2 separate regions of the Homo sapiens genome follow, and region 2 is linked to region 1. Evidence: read pairs that join two places in POLR2A ChIA-PET (ENCODE). Cell type or tissue: PC-9. All regions are shown on one strand. Each heading gives the region's core, and the rest is flanking DNA. Links, peaks and the distances in the headings are about the cores only. Region 1 holds the start of PIWIL4 (piwi like RNA-mediated gene silencing 4). Region 2 holds the start of C11orf97 (chromosome 11 open reading frame 97).

Region 1 (8,342 bases), core at 343-8,342:
AATGTCCCAACAACCTTCTCTTTGCCTAGTGAATATTACCATAGTATTAAGCCAAAACAGGGTCTGAACCAATTAGGATGTTACCAAATTTGAATCGTATTACCTCAAGAAATCTCAGCTTTCATACTCCATGTGGGAAGACTTGACTAGCCATGAAGTCTGACAATAGTGTGGATTGGGGTCATTGTTATTTGAGGCATGAGTTCAGTAAGGGAATTACTGGGGCTGAGTTCAGTGGTTAACAGAAGGCTTACTGTTCCCAATTTTTCAGACTGAGGTCAACAACTCTGAACTTTGTAGATCTTAGGCCTGTTTGTTACTCTTGGTAATGCTCCTTTATTTACAGAGTTGCTAATGAAAGATATCCCTCCATTCCAATCACCCAGCACTGAGAAAATCAAAAGTTTTAACTGAGTCCTTACTATAGTCATAAATTGGGAGACCCTTCTTAGGGTAACAAAATAAGCAGCCAATGTTGAGGGAATCTAACTTCCTTGTTTATCCTGGTAGGCCCCAAGCTGGAGCTGGAAAGACACCAAATACAACTCCGTACAATAAGGGCGGAAGTACTGACTTGGGGAAAACAGGGAAGAGCTTTGCTAATTGAGAAAATATTTCCTTTCCCAGTATGAATGGAGGCGGTCCTGCTCCCTACCCTCCTCTATATGTTACCTGTCCTTGGGAGAGATGCATGCACTGCTCTAACACATTCCATAATTAAACAGAGTAAGTGGACATGCCTGCAGCTCACACAGAAGGGACTACTGCAAAGGACCCAGGTCTACCCTGGCCATTGACATTAGAGGGCCAGGGATCCTCCCTCACCCCACCTTCTGCACGCTTCTGTAGGGCCTGGGAGCCAGTGGCCATCCCTGACCTGATTGCTGCATTCACTGAGTGTGCTTCTACATCTAATCACTCAGTTTGCAGAATGCATATGGGGGTGAGAGCAAGACCAGTGTTATCTGTTGGGCACCATAAGCACAGTGCATAGGGCCCACAGTGCTTTTGGGGGCCCATGAAAATGTTTTAATTTCTTTTAAAATCAAAAGAGAAAAAATTTGGCTGGGCACGCTGGCTCATGCCTGTAATCCCAGCACTTTGGGATGCCGAGGCGGGCGGATCACCTGAGGTCAGGAGTTTGAGACCATTCTGGCAAACATGGTGAAACCTCGTCTCTACTAAAGATACAAAAATTAGCTGGGCATGGTGGCACATGCCTGTAGTCCCAGCTACTTGGGAGGCTGAGGCAGGAGAATCGCTTGAACTCAGGAGGCAGAGGTTGCAGTGAGCCGAGATCGTGCTACTGCACTCCAGCCTGGGCGGCAAGAGTGAGACTCCATCTATTAAAAAAAAAAAAAGAGAGAGAGAGACAGAGAGAGAGAGAATTTTTTCTTGTAATGGAAGAAAGAGCTCACAAAGGAAAGTGCTTACAGCTGAGGAAAGTCAAAATGACATCACTGGGTCATTGGAATGGGGGACTTCCTGTTGGAGGTGGATGGATTTTCTTAGGGAAAGAGAGTGCTTATGTGAGGAAGTGCAAACCTAATGGAGAGGAAACTAGGGGAAGAACTAGGGAATAGAAAAGCTCTCTCTTGTAACCATTTCCTCCTCTTTTATCTTGTACATATAGAAATAATCTTAAATCCTTTCTGGAGCACAATGGGACAAGGAAGCAGATGATGCATTTTGGAAAGATTTCCATTACAATGTTTAAGCAGTTTAACATCTAATGCTTAATGTGAATTTTTCTTTCTCTGAACATATCAATAATATATTTTTCACAATTTGTTTTAAAAAAGAAAGCAAGACTGTTCATGTTACAGATTCAAGAAGAGTAAAAAAGCATGACAACTAAATGCAATGCATTATTCTGACCTAACCATATTCCAGGCCAGAAAAAAAATTGCTTTTTTGAGGACACTTAGCAAAGTTAACTATGGACTATAGTTTAATCAGTAGTATTTACCCATTTTAAATCTCCTGATGTAGATAATTGTACTGTTGTTGTATAAGGGAATGAAAAATATTCTTACACCTAACAAATATAGTAAGTCCTCAACGTTGTCAGTAGATTCTTGGAAACTTCGACTTTAAGCCAAACAACGTATTATGAAACCAATTTTACCATAGGCGGCTAATTGATGTAAACAAGAGTTAAGTTCCTATGGCTTACTTCTGGTGACAAAGATATCACCAAACTTCTAAATACAGACTCAAAACACTTCTAATATTAAACATTGAAATGTAAGCTATACATACATTTAAGAAAGATTAATAAAAACAAGTAAGATAATTATTTACCCACATTTTCCAGTTTAGGGTCATGGGTAGCTGGAGCCTATCCCAGCAGCTCAGGAACCCTTCCTGAACAGGACTCCATTCCATTGCAGGGAACACTCACATCCACACCAACATTCACTTAGACGTGGACCTTGTAGACATGCCAATGAACCTAACACGCACAGCTTTGGGATGTGGGAGGCAATTGGAGTATCCAGATAAAACTCAGGTAGACATGGGAAGAATATGCCCACTCCAGGGGCCGTGGCTGAAAATAGATTTTTTTCTCATCAACATTATAAGGAAATGATGTTGAATGAAGCGACATTATTCAAAGATCTGCTGTGCACACTAAACTATTTAAGAGTCAAAGGTCATGATGTCAACTTCTTTGCAACATGGACCAGAAAAAAAAAAAATATATATATATATATAGATATATATATATGCACACACACACATACAAAGAAAAAATAATAAGGCAAATATAGCAAAATGTTAATTGGTGAATCTTGGTAAAAGGTTTATGGGCATTCTTTGCGTTATCCTTGCAACTTTTCTGTAAATGTGATATATTGCAAAATAAAAAGTTAAAAGAATGAGACAGTTCAAAATTAATCCAGTATTATTAAAAGAAGGCCCAATGAAGGTAACATATTGATGCACTAATTCTACAGATGTTGAACCACCTACACCTGTGCCTGAGGAATTAATTTTGTGTTAGCAGGAACCATGGGTATTGTCAAATAAATTAGCTGATGTGAACAGGCCTACACTTGTACATGATCAGGGTCTACCTAATAAAAAATCATTTAAAAAATTAAGTTACAGCCACAGACAAGACTGAATAACTGAAAAACTAATTTTTACAGCTGACTTGCAGGATGAGTTTAGGCAAATCTTCGGACTGTGGCTTCTCATTGATAAAATTTAGACACTAATGCTTGGACATTTAGATACTAATGCTTGGAACCATTACCATTTACAGTATTTCACAGCAAGCATGGAATCTGTTTTAGAATGAATACTATATTTTCCTACTGAACTATGTTAGCTTAAGTTTCCTCCCAAATAAACCTGAGATAAGGGCTTGAAAGTGGGTGGTTTATTTTAGTGACAGCAAGGAACAGGAGAGAGGGCCTGGGAAGAGTGAAATAAGGGAGGATGAAATTCAACTCAAGAATGCATTATCAAGCTCATGACTTCTGTGGCATCTGGTACTTGACCCCACTACGGACCCTCTGTGAGGCTAAAGAATGCACTGTAGAATTGTCTGCCCAGTGGATGGAAGAGGGAGGATTTATCCACATTCTCCCACCCCTTTTGGCGAAAGGTTGCCCCATGAAGGTGTTAACTTGAGGTTTGCTTCTGTGTCAGTATGGCTGAGTGGGTGTCCTGCTGTAGCAGAGAAGCCCTAGACAGAACTGAGAGATACAGGATTCAGTTGAGGTGCGATGCTATCAGGTTACACTGTGTGCAGTTGATTGCCATAGCAATGGCTGGAGTTGAAAGGTGGACTGAGAAAAATGTGAAGGAAGGGTGGCATGAGACAAGAGGCACCTATGACTAGCAGTATCCTGAGCCAATACATGCACATGGAGTGATCCTGATGCAAGTTCAAAAGTATGACACACTGCAAAAAATGTACTGAATTCATTTTTATAAAATTTGTTCACCACACACGATAATAATAATAATAAATTATGCAATTTTTATTGTGTGGCAAACACCATACAAACATCATTATTATTTCATTTAATCCTCAAAACAATCCTTGGGGTAGACATATCTCAGCGATTCTCAGCCAGGAGTGACTTGCCCTCCAGGATACAGTGAGTCATGTCTAGAGATATTTTTGGCTGTTACAATTAGAGGGAATGCTACTACCATCTAGTGAGTAGAGGCGAGAGATACTGCTAAACATCCTGCAAGGCATAGGACAGCCTTCCACAACAGAGAATTTTCCAGTCCAAAATGTGAATACTGCTAAGGCTGAGAAATCCTAGTGTCACTATCCCCACTTTATAGTCAAATAAACTGAGCCTAAATGAGATTACATAAATTTCCTTGGGTGAGAAAGCTAGTAAACAATGGAGTTGGGATACAAACTCTGGTCTGCCTGACATTAACCTTATGCCATGCATACCTGTAACCTTACCGTACTGCCTCCCTACTGATGGAGAACTTTGCTCCTTAGTTCAGCTAAAACCGAGTTCTTGTCACATGACCAGGAAAAGTTAGGCATGCACACACATTGAAGGGTGAGGAAGCAGAATTTATTGGGCGAGAAGGAAAAAAACTTTCAGCAAAGCGACAGGCCCCCACCTCAGAGATTCATTCCAGGCCACATATAGGAACTGAAGAGCCCAGGCTCCTCCCCACTGCCAGCGGTTGGTTCCAACTTGCTGTGGCTCCAACCCCATTCTCCCAGTGTGCAGGCCAGTCAGAGGTTCTCCGGGAACCCCCCTCTTATCTTCCTCCTGCATCTATCACTCCCACAGGGAAAGTACACGTGCATTTAAAAAACCCTATGTGGAAGGCACAATGTGACTGATTTGTATGTCGGTTATCATAGCAATCATAGAAGAGAGTTGAAAAATGCAGATAATAATTAGAAATCATCAATATTTCTGATTTTATAACACATTAGTATTTGGAAAATCGAAGGGATCTGACTGTTCAAAGGTCTCATGTATTCTTAGCCTTTCTTGTCACTCTGTCATGTTACCACATCAATGCAGGTCACATGAAAAGGAATGTGGTATCAGGAGGTGGTAAATTTGGAAAACATGGGCTGGAGACTATTCTTACATTCAGAAACAAAGCACAGATTTTCAGAAGCAGATTCCTTGTCCACACTGTGTTTTCCATCTGCCCCTCCTTTGTAGCACAGCAGTTTATGATCACTCACAACTTTCAGACTCTTTCATTTTCAAAGAAATCTATTATTATTCATTAGAGTAGCTTCACTGAACCAAGTCCAAGGCTGGCCATCTCTGCCCAAGGCCATCATTGTCTCTTGCACTTGCCAGCAGTCAGGGTTAATATGTTCCAAGAGAACCTGATGAAAGGGTATTCTAATGGAGAATAAATAGAATGGCAGAGCAGGGCATAACACACAGGCTTTGGGCTTTTTCCTATAGTAAGAGCTGCATCAAAAGTAAGGCAGATCACCTTCTTGGAGGGAGGAGAGTAGAAGATGAGTGGATACAGTGTGAGCTTTACAGGCTGACAGACTTGAATTGGGATCCCAGCTATGCCACATAATGTAGGGCCTTGGGCAAGTCACTTAGTTTGCCTAAGCTTTAATTTCCTAATCTATAAAACTGGGGCAATAATGCCTAGCATACTGTAGGTATTCAATAAACATTAGCTATTATATTTATTAAATTTTCAGTCCCCAAGTACAGAAAATTGAATTAATCATATTCTTTGATTCATTTTGTATGATTCTCACGGGTCTGTGCAAGTTCTATATTATATTATACTGTCTTTTGCTTTCTCTTTCTCTGCCCCATTCACATTCCTGTTTTATTCCCTTATATAAGTACATAATCTATTGTGTCTGTTCTTGGATATATATATTTACTTAAAAAATTAGTACATATCCCATATACAGGTGTCCTTAATGTTTTAAAAATTAATGTAATATTTTACCATTGTATAGATCTCAATCTTTTTTTAAGCTTTTCCTTTATTCAATACAATGTGTTTAAGATTTATTCATGTTGCTAAATATATTTTTAGGTCATTATTCCTGAATGTTAGCCTAGTAATCCACTCCATGTGTCTACCACATTTTACCTACCTGTTGCCCTTCTGATGGGCACATAAGCTGCCTGCAACTACCTGCCACTCCAAATAATACTCTGATGAACAGCCTGTACATGTGCCCTTATAACTTCAGCACAAGCTTTTCAACAAATCCAGGGTAGTATTTAATAAAATTCTACACACATTTATAATTAAAATAATCTTTGAAAAGCAGGAATAGAAGAAAGCTTTCTTAAGATGATAAGGTCTATAAAATAGATTTTTATAGCAAATATCAAACAAAATGGAGACATTTCAGTCTTTAAAATCAGAAAGAAAACAAGAATTCCAACTACCATAGTAACCTTCAACATTGTACTGAAAAATCTGAGCAACATAAGACAAGAAAAACAAATAAAAAGAAAAAGAATAAGAATGGATGAGACAAAATTATCATTATTTGTAGATGATATGATTATCTACATACAAATTCAATGAAATCAAAAGACAAGCTCTAAGAACTGAGGAATTCAGCAAGCTTGATAAACAATATCAACTTTACAAAAACCAGTATCATGTGTCTACACTAATAATTACCAAGTATGAAACATGACAAGAAGATATAGTTCACAATAGTAACAAAAACTATGAAATTTTCAAAAGTTAACTCAGTATATGAGACTTTTATGAAAAAAATTAAACTCTATTAAAAGATAAAAAGAAAGACTTGAATAAATGGAGAAATCTAACATTGTAAAGATGTAAGTTCTTCCTAAATTGATTTATATATTGGATACAATGCTACTGAAATTTAAGCAAGATATTTAAAGAAACTTGACGAACTTATTTTAAAATTTATATGGAAGAATAAAGTCTGTGAATAAATAAATCAGTTGGAAAAAATATCAAAAAGCAAAGACTTATACCACCAGATTCTATGAATAACACAAAGAAATAATGATACAAAGTGTTGAAGTCTTGGTGCAGAAATGGAAGGCACAGACTAGATCTATTGATACGTGGGAATCTGTCATTTGCTGGAGGTGGCTTCACAAAGTATTAGAGAAAGTATATGCTATTTAACAGATGATGTCAAGGAAGAATGGCTCACTATATGGAGATAAAGTTGGACTTCTATCTCACTCACATTGCATGTATACTTACATATGTGTGAGTGTAAATACCTGAGGGATTGAAGATACTTGCTGTGAACAGTACACTTACGAAGTTAATGAAAAGAAAATATTATATAATGTCCTTGTCCTTGTAAACTGAGGACAGGTGGAATTTTCTTTTAAAAAGACCCAAAAAGCACGAATTTTAAAATGGCTGAATTTGACAACATCGAAATTTAGGATTTTGGTTAAAGCATTTCATAGTAAAAATTAACAAGTGATAGATAGGAAGTAGATATTTGCATATTTGCAATTTTTTAAAAAAAAGTTTTCTTCCAAATCACAAAGATGAGACACTCAACTTTAAAAATGGGCAACGGATACGACAGGCAATTTGCAGAATGGAAAACTCCAAAACTATCACATGTATGAAGAGGTACTTACCCTCATTGGTGAGCAGAAAATACAAACTGAAAAAAAAATTATTGTTTGATGCCACCCAATACACATAAGATTGGTAAAAATGAAAAAGCTGGATAATGCCAAATTTGGGGGTGGGGGTGGAAGTAATGGGAAGAAAAAGGAAGTCCTGCACAGGCCCACGTGCTCGCGCCAACCCCTACGCCCCAGCGCGCCTTCTCCACCCACGCACGGGCCTCGGACGCATTTCCAGCCCCGGCGTTGGTTGTGGATGCTGGACATCCACCGCCTCCAGGCAGTTTCGCCGTCACACCGTCGCCATCTGTAGCCAAAGCAAAACATATCCTAACTGAGACTTTGCAGCTCTTGTGGCCACTCTGGGCTCACCGGGAACATGAGTGGAAGAGCCCGAGTGAAGGCCAGAGGCATCGCCCGCAGCCCCAGTGCCACAGAAGTGGGGCGCATCCAAGCCTCGCCATTGGTGTGTAGAATGCTTATTGCGCATGGTTTCGTTTTCTCCTACCTCTGTCTCTAGCCTGAACAATGCCTTCCTCTGCATGTATCTCCTCCTCTCTGTTACGAAGTAGTGCGTTATCTTTTCTCTCAAGTTTGAGTCTTTCCAAGGTTTCTTCTAACAGTTTTCTCCTTCTAGGGATCTTGTCTGAGTAAGATATTAACGTAGGTATATTAGCCAGTAAAGAGGACTGAAGATTGGGGACAAATATGTCATTCTCTTCTACTTTCTGAGTTTTAATTTCATGATTTCGTTTT
Region 2 (8,342 bases), core at 128-8,127, 52 kb before region 1:
TCTGGGATGTGTGCACGTTTCCTATTTTTAGAAGTTCTTTATATATTCTGGATCCTAGTTATTTTTTGGATATATGCTCTCTCGGTCTGTGGCTTGCCTTTTCACACTCTTACTGGTGATTTTAATGAAGAGAATATCTTAATTTTATTTATTTATTTACTTTATAGAGACAGGGTCTTGTGCTGTTGCCCAGGCTGGAGTGCACTGGTGTGATCGTAGCTCAGTGCAGCCTCAAATTCTGCGGCTCAAGCAATTCTCCTGCCTCAGCCTCCCAAGTAGCTAGGACTACTAATTCATGTATTTGTTTTTGTAGAGAATCTTGCTATATTGCCCCAGGCTGTTCTCAGACTCCTGGGCTCAAGCCATCCTCCCGCCTCAGCCTCCTAAAGTGCTGGTATTACAGGCATGAGCTACAGCATCTGGCCTGAGAATATCTTAATTTTAACGACCTCTACTATATCTATTGCCTTCTTTTGATTAGTGCTTTTGGTTTCCTGTTTAAAAAGTAGTTGTCTACTCCAAAGGGTAGACATGAGGAAGACATCATGAAGGTTTTTTTCATTGTTATACTCTAGAAGCTTTTGTGTTTTACCTTTAGTGCTATTTTGAGTTGATATTTGCATTTGACATGCGGTAGGAGTCAAAGTTCATTTTCCTATATTAATATCCAATTTATCAATGCCACTTATTAAAAGGAACAGCCCCTCACACAAACACACACACACTACATTGCAGTGACACTTTTATCATTTATCTGGTGATCATATTTAGTTGGGTCTGTTTCTAGATTCTATTTTATTTCATTGAGCTATCTTTGCCCCAATACCACAGTTTTAATATTTTGGCTTTATCATAAGTCTTATTATGTGGTAGTGTAGATATTCCAACTTCTTTCTTATTTTTCAAAGTTGTTTTGACCAGTCTTGGCCCACTACATTTACCTTTTTTTTTTTTTTTCGAGACAGAGTCTTGCTCTTTCACCCAGGCTGGAGTGCAGTGGCACGATCTCGGCTCACTGCAACCTCTGCCTCCTGGATTCAAGCCATTCTCCTGCCTCAGCCTCCCCAGTAGCTGGGATTACAGGCACGCACCACCACACCCAGTTAATTTTTGTATTTTTAGTAGAGACGGGGTTTCACCATGTTGGCCAGGTTGGTCTCAAACTCTTGACCTCGTGATCCGCCCTCCTCAGCCTGCCAAAGTGCTACATTTACTTTCTAATTTTAGAATCCCCTTGCCAACATCTATTTTAAACAACCCTGCTGAGATTCATATTGAGATTACATGAAATTTCTAGATCTAGTTGAGGAAAATTAACATCATTGTAATATTCAGTGTTATAATTCTTGAATATACTGTAATACATTTCTGCATTTATTTAGGTATTACTTTTTCTTGATAACGTTTTAGAGTATTCAGTTGGAGTTCTCTCTTTTTAAAGATTTATCCTTAATGTATTTTTTTGGCTCTCAATGCTGTTATAAATGTTATTGTCTTTTACATTCCATTTTTAATTTTTTTTACTATATAAAAGTAACATTTATTTTTCTCTATTGACCATGTGTCCACTGCCCTTGATAAATTTATTAATTCCAATAGCTTACCTGTACATTCATTTGAATTTTCTTTTTTTTCTTTTTGAGATGGAGTCTTGCTCTGTTGCCAGGCTGGAGTGCAGTGATGCGATCTCAGCTCACTGCAACCTCTACCTCCCGGGTTCAAGTGATTCTCCTGCCTCAGCCTCCGGAGTAGCTGGGACTACAGGCACGTACCACCACGCCCAGCTAATTTTTGTATTTTTAGTAGAGACGGGTTTTCACCATGTTGGCCAGATGGTCTCGATCCCTTGACCTCATGATCCACTCGCCTCAGCCTCCCAAAGTGCTGGATTACAGGCGTGACCCACCTTGCCTGGCCTGAATTTTCTATGTATACAGCCATGTTGACAGCCAATAACAGTTTAATTTCTTCCTTTTTTATTTTTTTAATGTGGTAAGTTATACAGTATTGATTTTAAACAACCTTGCATTCCTGCAATGATCAAAACTTGATCGTGATGTATGTATTATCCATTTTTTAACACGCTACATTTGGGTTATATTTGCTAATATTTTATTTAATATCTGAATTGATCTTCTTGAGAGATATTGACCTATAATTTTCCTTTTTAGTAATGTTCTTTCAGATTTTGGTATAAAGATGAGTTGGGAAGTGTTAACATTTTTTTTTAATTCCTGCAAGAGGTTAGACAGAACTGGTGTTATTTCATTCTTAAATGTTTGGAAGATACCAGTGAGGCTTTTTCTTTGTGGTATGTGTTTTAATTTTAAATTCCATATTTTTAGTAGTTATATTTTTATAACTACTTCTATTAAAGCTATATTTCTTCTTGTGTCTATTTTGGAAAGCTTTTAAGTAATTTCTCTATTTTATCTAAGTTGTCAAATTTACTAGCATCAAATTATTCAAAATATCTTCCTATCTTTTTAATGCCTGTAAGATCTTTAGGTATAGATTTACCATTTCTGATATTGGTGAAACTAATCTTAAAGAAGTTTATTCTGTGAGAACTAACAAATGACAGTTGACAGAATGAACAGCATCTTTAAAAATAGTTTCACTTAAAATTCTGAAATATTTCTTATTTGACTTTTTTCCCACTGCTTCTTGATAAAAACTAAGAACATAATGTTAAAATAGCATCATGAGTCAATCAAATGAAATCTAGGTGTTTTTGCTTTCAAATTATATAAACCCATATTAGGTAAGGATATAGTGAATATAAGTCATTTAGAATAACTTTTTGGAAATTATTTCTGCCATTTGGACTTCTGATAGGTGAGTTGCCATAATTCACCTATCAGAACTCATGGTGAGTTGCCATAACTCACCCATCAAATTATTTCAGCCATATGGACTTCTGATAGCCGAAGGGCTTAGCAAAAGCCAAGGCATGTTGGCAGTAACATAGCTGGGTGAGAATGGCGATGAATTCACTCCAAACATGTTAGGTAAAAGTTATACACACACGTACAAACATGTCAACAACTCTGTTCAAATCAAATCTTAGGCAGAATGTGAGCTCAACTACATAAGGGCAGGGATTTTTGTATGTTTTGTTCATGGCTGCATCCTTAGCACATATAATAGCTCCTGACACAAAGCAGTCATTCAATGAATATGTATTAAATGAATGAGGAGTGCCTGAACTGCCTGGAGAAACACTGTGGGTACTGGAGAGCAGTTTGAAATTCAAACTCATGTTAAGAAAAATCTCTCAGAAAATAGTGCAAAAATACAGAGATATAAAAAAGGAACGCAACCTTTCCACACAACCTTTTAATTGCCTCTCGCTCTCTCTCTATATATATAGATAGATATAGATAGATATCTCTCTACAGAGAGAAAGAAAGAGAGAGCGATCTCCTGCTTTTGCTATGTGAGCTGCCTGTTCCTCCTTTGCCTTCCACCATGATTGTAAGTTTCCGGAGGCTTCACCAGAAGCCAAGCAGATGCCAGCATCATGCTTCCTGTAAAGCCTGAAGAACTGTGAGCCAACTAAACCTTTTTTCTTTATAAATTACCCAGTTTCAGGTATATAGCAATGCAAGACTAGCCTAATACAATTGTCATAGTAATGTAAACAAATATTACTCTAGCCAAAATTTCAATTTATCTATAATGGGAGTATAAAGGAGCAATAAGTATATGTGACACAGGGAGTATGAAAGAGAGAGAAATCTCGTCTTTCATCGTAGGAAATCAACATGATATCTAAAATTGAAAAACATAAAAAGCAGCAATATAAGGATTTGGTATTAAAAGTGTTTGGCTCTGGGGTACAGTGGAGACAGAAGAGGTCTCCTATATTTGGTTGCAAGCCTTGTAGAACGATTTAATACTATAAAACAATGCACATTCAACTTCCATAAAATTAACACCACAACGTAATCCATTTTTAAGGCCTGCAAAACCAAACCAAGACAAAAGCAACCTTATGCTCCAAATAAAACCCTGAATTTTTCTACTTGCTCTTCAAATTAAAATTTGCTGAATTTGATTTCATCTGTAAAGTTAGTTATTAGTTTGTTATTTTGTGAATACAAAAGAGCTTGGAAACTACAATGTGCTTAATATAATAATTCACAACGTGAAAGTTGGGAATCCTCAGTATTTACTTATTCAATCACGTTGCGTGTGTGTAGCAGGGAGCAGGACGCGACAGGCACAAGGCTGCGTGAAACCAGCGACGGTGCCTTGCACTCACCTGCACACCGGTTCCACTTCTAACTTTTCTGTTCTGGGCAGTGATCTGTTCTGTCGGCTTGGGACCAGACTTCTGAGTCCACATTCCAACGGTGCCGCTTCCTAGCTATGAGGCCTTATGCAGTTTCCTTCGCTTTTTCTGAATCTCGGATTCTCTGGGAATAGTAAAGCCTCTCTTGCCGAGCTCGTGTGAGAAATTAACAATAAATTAACGAGAAATTAATGGAAAGTCCTTTGCTTTGGTCAATGATAATAATAACCCCAGCCCCATAACTTCAGCACCTTCTTTGGTGCGCGGAATACCTAGGGCCTCGGAAGGCCGGCTGGGGGCGGGGAGAATCGGCAGTCACTATGGCAACCCGAGACGCCTCGCATGCTGGGCTGCCTGCGACTGAGCTGAGAAGGAAACCGTGCCCAGGGCTCTCGGAAGACCGCTGCGGCATGACAGGCGAGGAGGCGGTGGTGGTGACCGCAGTGGTGGCGCCCAAGGCGGGTCGCGAAGAGGAGCAGCCTCCTCCGCCAGCAGGGCTGGGGTGCGGGGCGCGCGGGGAACCCGGCCGCGGCCCCCTAGAGCACGGCCAGCAGTGTGAGTTCAGCTCCAGCCGCGGACGCTACTGGGAGGAGGGGCGTGGAGAACGAGTGACAGGGCAATTGGGGGAAACCGCAGTGGGACTGGCTGAGAAGGTTTGGGGCAGGGGAGGTGGAGCTGCTGCTTTTGGCAGAACCAGAGATGATGGCACTGTGGCAGAAAGCATAGGTCCATCTTTCCAAGCCCTCCTTCCCGATAGCCTGCCTGAATTCAGGGTCTGGGCATCAGCTCCAATTTAATCATAGTGGCGTTATTCTGAAAGGAATTAACACACACACACACACACACACATTTATATGTATACCATTTTATATACACATTTGTATATGTATATGTGTATGTATGTATGTATGCGTATACACCCTTAGAAACACGCAGCTCATTTTGCCAGTTATTTCATTTTACAGATGAGGAAATTGAGATCTAGACCAGAGGAAAGAGACTTGCCACAGCCAGTCAGTGCAGGCGAAATACTAAAATCACTTTTAACTTCCATCTCTTGGACTCTCAGTCTACAATTACCCAATCCTTTTAGAATCTCATAATTATGGGCTACATTTTAACGCACTGTTCTTTGCTCTCTGCCCTGACAAACACACAATATTCAAATAGGTAAAGACAGTTCTGGCCCACAGCCATAATGGAAGTGGTTGTAATTTGAGTCCTAGCCAGGTTGTTATTCACCCATACTGTTTCATGAATTAACAGATATTTCACAGCCTCTTGCACCCCCAGGTCTTCAGTAGGTGCTAAGGAATGATGGTGAGAAGAATAAGCCAGAGGAACAGAGTAGTTTCCAGCCTTCCTGCAGCACCTTCTTGACTGCATCTCTGGAGAGCAGACTGGGTTTCTCCAAGGTTCCTCTGCACCGGGAGGCCCCAGGAGGGAGGGTTGGGCTGAAGCACCTCCATACTTGTGCTTGGTGGACCACACACTCTCCTCCCCAGAGACCTCATCAAGAAGTTACAGAACTACTGCCTCCTGGTGAAAGGGGCCTCTTCCCTGGGCATCAGCTCCAGTATGACTATGAAATGTCATTCCTTTTGTTATTATTATCAGCAGCATGCAGAGGCCTTGCTTAGAGCACATAAATTCAGTATACTTGGGTAATGGAGATTCTTTACTCCTACTTAAAATTATTATGATTATTATTATTTTTAGACAACTCTGTTGCCAGGCTGGAGTGCAGTGGCATGATCTGGGCTCACTGCAACTCAGCCTCCTGGGTTCAAGCAATTCTCATGCATCAGCCTCCTGAGTAGCTGAGATTACAGGCACACACCACCATGCCCGGCTAATGTTTTCGCATTTTTAGTAGAGACAGGGTATCGCCATGTTGGTCAGGCTGGTCTTCAACTCCTGGCCTCGAGTGATCCGCTCGCCTCAGCCTCCCAAAGTGCTGGGATTACAGGCATGAGCCACCACGCCCAGCCTCCTACTTCAAATTCTATCAGGAAATTTCCCCATTAAAGATGCTAGTTTCTAAGTTTCTTTAGTCCTGTGGCTCTAGGAGTAAAAGGTGGGATTAACATTCACTCATCAATTTAACATATTGAGTCTTTATTACATGCTAGGCATTCCACAAGTTTCAGGGAAAGAACTAATGACTTAAGGCAGGTGTCCAAACTTTCACAAGCTCACAAAGTTGGGGTGGGAAAATGAAAGAGTTCCTGCCTCAGCCTCCCTCAGAACCTCCTTTTAGGGACTCAGCCTAAGTAGAGACAGGCTGTTCGCACAAGCACAAAGTACTCAGTCAATTTTTCAAATGTCTGTAATTATTGGAAAAGTCTTCAGTCTCTTTACAGCTTCTATTCCCTATATTCCCTAATCACAGTCCTGCTCTCAAACACGAAGTGTGGTTGTTTGCTTGTAAACATCCTTGAATTATATAAAGGCAGCTCCTTGAGCACCAACCAAATCTTTCATAGACTTAATGTCACCTTTATTTTTTATTTATTTTTGCCTTTTTTTTTTTTTTTTTTTTTTTAGACAGAGTCTTACTCTGTTGCCCAGGCTGGAGTACAGTGGCGCGATCTCGGCTCACCGCAACTTCCCCTTCCTGGGTTCAAGCAATTCTTTGGCCTCAGCCTTCCAGGTAGCTGGGACCACAGGCATGCACCATCACGCCTGGCTAATTTTTGTATTTTTAGTAGAGATGGGGTTTCACCATGTTGGCCAGGCTGGTCTTGGACTCCTGACCTCAAGTAATCTGCCCACCTCAGCCTCCCAAAATGTTGGGATTACAGGCATGAGCCACCGCGCCTGGCCAATGTCACCTTTAGGATCACTTGTAGTGCTCTAACCTGGCTGGCTGGCCACTTCTTCCAACAATCTCCAGTGTATCATATCACTGAAACCTGTATTCTAGGTATGAACTGATTAGTAGAGTGTGGTGGATCTATAACTGTGCGTTGTAATAAACTATGAATAATTTGTAATAACCGTAGGAGCTTGGGAGACTCAGGTAGGTGTGGCTTCTCATTTTCATTATTTTAGTTTTATGACTCAAGGAAGCTACTTTCTCAACTATAAAACAGGAATAATTATACTTGCCCATAGGTCATTGTGAGAAAGAGAAATAATAATATATATAAGATGCAATTGTTATTAGCTCTCAGGAAAAAAAACAAAAAACAACAAAAAAAAATCCAAAAAACGTGGAATAATAATTGTTTCAAAAGAAATTCTGGAATAATACTGTTCTTAGTCATACTTCTCAGTGATCACAGCTTCTCATCCTCTATACACACAAGACATCTATCGACCAATCCACTTAAAATGCTGGTAAAGGTCAACATCAAACTGCTATGGTAGAGTTTGTAGAATTTTCTTTCTCTCTCTCTTTCCCTTCCTTCCTTCTTTCTTTTTTAAATTTGCTTTCCCTTCCTTTCCTTTTCCTTCCTTTCCTTTCCCTTTCTCCTTTTTTTTCCTTTTCCTTTCCTCTTTCCTTTCTCCTTTCCTTTCTTTTGTCCTTTCTCCTTTCCTTCCCTTTTTCCTTTCCTCTCCTCTCCTTTCCTTCCTGGCCAAGTTTGTGAAACCTTTTTCTGCCTGAAAGTTCTGCCCCCTCTCCCCTCCTTTCCTTTCTTCTCCTGAGCAGGAGATATTTACCCGTACTAGCTCCTTAGTACTCTCCCAATTACCACAATTCTTCAAATCACCTTTAATGATTTCTTCTGTGCATTTTCCTAGCACCAGGGCTGAAATTTGTCAGGAGATCTGAACTGAGAGCAGGTGGTCTTTTCCTTTCTGTTGTTCTGTTATAGGCTTAGTTTTCTTCCTAGCCAAGTTTGTGAACCCTTTTTCTGCCTGAAGATCATGATTTAACAGATTAAACCAAAGTTAGGCTTCAGTAATGCTGATCCCATATTTTATTCATATGACTTCCAACTTTGGGGAAACAAGAATGAGACCCTGAAAGTATGTAATTCTAACTTTTTCATGTCTGAGGGTGTGTCTGGGTCTTCATGACCAGGAATGACCTGGGATC

Evidence for each region. ChIA-PET counts read pairs that join two places held together with the same protein. Peaks named below come from ENCODE experiments on the same cell type or tissue, not always from the same donor. Only the 100,000 strongest peaks of a DNase experiment are listed, where the experiment ranks them.
Region 2: POLR2A ChIA-PET joins it to region 1 with 12 read pairs; 5 of 35 experiments call an interaction of 5 or more read pairs at or near these places.

The regions. Positions count from the first base shown.
Region 1 is chr11:94,559,554-94,567,895 of GRCh38, forward strand. It overlaps PIWIL4 (piwi like RNA-mediated gene silencing 4), which reads left to right and starts at 7,815. Exons shown (of 20, transcript NM_152431.3): 1 at 7,815-8,052. The coding sequence starts at 7,966. The region is part of intron 4 of PIWIL4-AS1 (PIWIL4 antisense RNA 1); the gene reads right to left. RefSeq lists enhancers at 7,352-7,853, 7,854-8,342. In PC-9, for the core only: no CTCF peak of the experiment used is centred there; DNase peaks (open chromatin) are centred at 3,848 and 4,138.
Region 2 is chr11:94,507,822-94,516,163 of GRCh38, forward strand. It overlaps C11orf97 (chromosome 11 open reading frame 97), which reads left to right and starts at 4,640. Exons shown (of 4, transcript NM_001190462.2): 1 at 4,640-4,852. The coding sequence starts at 4,708. It also overlaps a transcript of MRE11 not described here. RefSeq lists an enhancer at 4,298-4,816 and a silencer at 4,669-4,888. In PC-9, for the core only: no CTCF peak of the experiment used is centred there; a DNase peak (open chromatin) is centred at 4,660; H3K4me3 peaks cover 1,484 bases.